Linked DNA regions of Homo sapiens: region 1 is linked to region 2. The links are chromatin loops, found by intact Hi-C in ENCODE. Cell type or tissue: mammary epithelial cell. All regions are shown on one strand.

Region 1 (2,500 bases), 76 kb before region 2:
AGGAACTCCAAGAGCGGACATTGTGTTCCCATTTACCACCTGTCTCCTGGAAATGCCTGAATTTCTGGAAATCATGATTGTGTCATTTCCATCATTGCATTTCTTTTGGGAAAGAAACAGTTTAAAGGATTCAAAAAGCTATTTGATCAGGAATCAAATCTTATAACAAATTAAATTATATTAACAATTATTACTACTTCTATATATATATCTGTTATCATCTGCCAGATTGTTATGGTAAGAATTCTTTATTCATTATCTCATTTCATCCTTACTTCCTTTTAAAATGGGCATTTATCATTACCATCTTACAAATAAGAAAATTGGGAGAGAGGTCAGAAAACCTGCACAAAGTCACAGAAATAGAGGTAGAACTTTAGCTCTATGATTCCACAATCTAGATGGATGGGAGTCAAAGATCCATGGTTGTACCAGTTCCCTATACTGCCTCCTCTTTAGGTTTCATATTTTTCATCCCCAAATCACTCGATAAGGTTTCTACTTAATTCTTCTGTGATCTGCAAAACACGCACTTTTAAAGTTATTTACTTCCTTCTAGGACCAAGCTGTGATTTCAGTAACTGCCACTAATTAGATAGTAGCAGCTTTCTGCATTATAACATGAAATCTCAGATACTAACAATTATGACATGGAATCTCAATTATTAACCACCCACATGTAGAAAAGCATGTGGTTCAGTAAAGCGAATGATGTCATTATTATTTCTCCAAAAGTTTAACTCAGTCAAAGTGATACGTATCATCGAAACAGGTAGATTGACTCCGAATCTAATGAAGCTTATGTTTCCAAGACCATGGGAAGGGTCTTAGCATTTCTGTGTTAATAATTTTTGTATTTTTTTTCAAAGAGGGTTCTCCAATTGTATAAGCTTAAGGATCCACAGAACTCAAAGGTATCACTGTAGTAGTAAAGAGTATGGGCTGTATGGTTGGTCTGCCTTGGGAGCAAATCCTGGCTGTACAACTTAATACCTGTGTGACCTTGAGTGCGTTACTTAGCCTCTCTGTGCCTCCATTCTCTTTTTTTAAAAACATGGGGTTATGACAGAGGATCGATCATAGGATTATTGTGTGAATAAAATGATTTATTGCAGCAAAGCAATTAGCAAAAAGCCCATAAAGTGATCAAAGGTAAACTACTATTTATTACTTTAATAGCATATGTGGATACTGACAGCCTATTTGAGCAAAATTTAATGACCTTCAATACTTACACACAACTGCTATTTTGCCAGCTAGAGTGCCACTATTATCTATTACCAATCACCATTTAAAGAACTGTTTTAACTCATATCTATTAATAGTATGAAAACATATCTTGAGTGAAAGTTCCTGGAATAAACTTATCATTGATATACTTCATTGTATCAAATAATTTAAATCGAGTTGCTGGCCCTAAGAGTTACTTTGGGGTTCCCAGCTTTCCTAGTAAGTCTCTTCAACTCTGAGTTATTGATCACCAAAACTAAAAATTCACCTATCTTTGTGGTCTAAATGTACATACTAGCCATGATATTTTGGTATATTTTCCTGTTTAATTGGCAGCCTACTAAGCTAACTCTTGCTCATAACTTTCTAAGCACAAATAACTATAATGGTAATCACACTGGTTTAGTATTTTACAAAAATTTCATCTAATCTTAATCATAATGCTACACTGCAGTTCAAGCAAGTGTCATTATTCCATTTTGCACAAAGAGCTGAACTTCAAGATAGTTGTATGGCTTGTCCAAGGTAACCCAGTAAGTAAATAGGGAAATAGAAGAAACCAGAATTTCTAAGACTCGAGATTTACATGGAATACATTTTTCAAAGTTCTAATCCCTTAGTAGTATAATGCATTTTCTTTTTTCCTTTTTTTTCCCTAAACCTGGATTCTCACTAAAGACACATATAAATGGGGTAATACTTTTTTTCTACAAAATATATTAAACTAATGATAATAGTGCAGAAGAGGTGTCAATAAATGCATGTAATACTCTTCTAGTGATTGCTGCTAATAACTTCAGGCAGTGTCACCTCTGGAGAAGCCCTCATTTAATAAGCACCACTGTCAAGTCCAGTCTTATGGACGGATAAATGTAATGGGGATTGTCTTGTGAACATTATTTGAGGGATTGAGAAAAATCTCCCATCCAAGAGAGATCCTTCTCTAGACTTACTGCCTTGCCAGAGAATCTGCCATTATTCCTTTTCAATTAAAACAGTGCTGACCCAAGGAAGCTTAGTTTTCACATGCAAGATTCCCTGGAATAGTCCGCTGTTTAAAGGCTGCCAAAGACAATTAAGAATAATGTCACAGAGGTGCAAACTGGAAGCATAATTAAGAATATGATGTGGCAACAAAGCAACATTATCAGATTTGGAACTGGAAGATCTAAAATTTAATCCTACTTTGATTTTTCTACTTTAGTATGCTACCTTCTCAGCTTAATGAACTGATTTTTTTTGAAAGCACTACTTAGTGCACTCTCATTCC
Region 2 (2,500 bases):
TGACTACACATGTCTTCACTACATCAATTCAAGTTGATAGTCAGGTATACTCTGCAAAACTTTGCACAACGGGAGCATTTTCCCTCATCACTGTCTCCTAGGGCCACTCTTTTTTTTTTTTTTTTGAGACGGAGTCTCGCTCTGTCGCCCAGGCCGGACTGCGGACTGCAGTGGCGCAATCTCGGCTCACTGCAAGCTCCGCTTCCCGGGTTCACGCCATTCTCCTGCCTCAGCCTCCCGAGTAGCTGGGACTACAGGCGCCCGCCACCGCGCCCGGCTAATTTTTTGTATTTTTAGTAGAGACGGGGTTTCACCTTGTTAGCCAGGATGGTCTCGATCTCCTGACCTCATGATCCACCCGCCTCGGCCTCCCAAAGTGCTGGGATTACAGGCGTGAGCCACCGCGCCCGGCCCTAGGGCCACTCTTGATTGGGGCTGTAGTGCAGCAACAGTTCATACTACAACCCTTCTGTGATCCAGGCCTGGATACTTCCTCCTCCATCAGTTGGTCATTGTGAACCCCTGGAAGCCATAGGCAAGTGAGCTAAAGAAAAGGCATCAGTACAAAAGAGGTAGGTGTCATGGGAGCCTCAGCAACCTATTCACTCAGCTGTGCCCTGGGGACCTGCTCAGGCCTAAGTCCTGAGTATACTATTTTCATCATACAATGGATTGCTACTGTGTTCTCCCAACTTTACCTCTTAATAGGTCTGATAATATCCAACTCATCACAATGAGCTTCACTTGTATAATCACTTAATGTCCTCCATGAAGCTGAAGAGCATGCCAGGAACTGCATCTCAAACAATGAATACTTTTCTGCTGCAGATGGCATGGCTTTGCTCCAAGGGTCTGTTCTGTGACTCTCCTATTGGGGTTTGCCAGAGACCCTGTCACAGATACCTCTAATAACTTGAGATCTGCTGAGTCATATGGCCCAATCAGCTGTACTGAACTTGTACTGAAAACTGATACTGCTGTAGAAACCTCTCTTTATACTGCATTCAAAACTGGTAGCCTTATGAGTCACAGGATAAATGAGTTGGATATATTCCCAAATGTGGTTGGTGCTATATCCAAAATTTTCATAACAAGTATATGTCTATTTCTTAGTGGTGGGAAGTACAAAGGAAAGTCAATCATAACATGTATCCAGATCCCTGATCCCTAAAAACTTCATCTTTGTGGCAGGCCCCTGCATTTGGTAGGATTTATCTCCCATCCAGCAGTGTGCCTGTGTCTTACAAGAGCATCCAGAATGCTTGCCACTCCCTGTTTCCCAGGCCCAAGTAACATGATACTGTAATAATAAGATGAATATGATAAAACAATATTAAAAATGCCAACAATAATATACCCAAATTTTAATGTACACTTTCATTACCAAACTCTTAGGGAATAGAGTCTAAAAATTAAATTCCCATGAAAGTTAAAACCTCAAGTAATTAAAGTGTCAAATTAAGTTATTTTGCTCTCATGAGTTAGAAGTCCTAAGAAACTGAAGTCCAAATTATTTCTCCCCAATTTCTTCTTTTGGTCAATTCAATTTCAGAGTTCCCAATGCCTGGGTGGAGTTAGGAGCTCTTTAGCAGAGATGTTCTTTAGCACAATGGTCTTGCACTGAAATGCAAGTAGTTTCTTTAGGAAACTACAACTTAACTTACAAAGTTAACTTAATGCAATGGCAAGTCTTTATTGCACCTGAATTCTTAAAGTTTAAGTAGTTAGGCTATGCACTGGTCTTACATCCACCACATTTAGAAGGCAAGCCAGTCCCTCAAGGAATTTGCTCAAGGTCATATAGCTAACTAGTAAGTGGTAGCACCAACAGGCAAACCCTAGGCAGGTGCCCTGAGAGCCTGTGCTCCTAATCATGGTGCACTCCTCACTGGCTTCAGTTTTTCTGAGGTACTGGTTAATCTATGCCAGGTATTCAGAATACGTGATCTATGGGCTTCAGCTCACTTGGACTTTAAATTCATTAAAAGGTTAATTTGGGTACTATATATTTGGCTCTATATATTCACCATATTTTAAAGGGAAAAATACATTGTCTTTTCCCTCAGAGGATAATGCAGTCTTTTTTGAAAAGCAGCAACTACTGTCACCAGATGTTATTTGAGGAAGCTTTCTTTTCCATCTGCTATATTTAAAGCCTTCTAATTTCCCTTTCTCCTTTGAGGTCCTAGATTCTGGCACCCCAAGACTGGATTGAGTACAGGCTCTATCTAGTAACATAGCATTTACATTCTTTTGCAAACAGTCGCTTTCAGTGCTGTACCACAGTGGCTTAAAAAAAAAATCTAACTCTTAATAAAGAATTCCTGAGACCTAAGAAACAAACTCCAAGGTAATGTTTTCCCTTATTCATAATGAGCTAGCCTAGAGTCAACTGGAAACAAAATGGTGTTTGATCACTTTTGACCCTGAATACCAACTGTATCCCTCTCACATCACTCGCCTCACCCCTTACCCATAATTCATAATGGAATTTGGGTCA

The links. Peaks named below come from ENCODE experiments on the same cell type or tissue, not always from the same donor. Only the 100,000 strongest peaks of a DNase experiment are listed, where the experiment ranks them.
Region 1: it touches region 2 in a loop (2.4-fold over the local background); 4 of 110 quality-filtered maps call a loop at or near these places.

What each region holds. Positions count from the first base shown.
Region 1 is chr9:7,513,775-7,516,274 of GRCh38, reverse strand. No RefSeq gene overlaps it. Among named protein-coding and RNA genes, the nearest start is that of DMAC1, 280 kb to the left of the region's middle. In mammary epithelial cell, no CTCF peak of the experiment used is centred here; no DNase peak of the experiment used is centred here.
Region 2 is chr9:7,438,258-7,440,757 of GRCh38, reverse strand. No RefSeq gene overlaps it. Among named protein-coding and RNA genes, the nearest start is that of DMAC1, 360 kb to the left of the region's middle. In mammary epithelial cell, no CTCF peak of the experiment used is centred here; a DNase peak (open chromatin) is centred at 957; H3K27ac peaks cover 783 bases.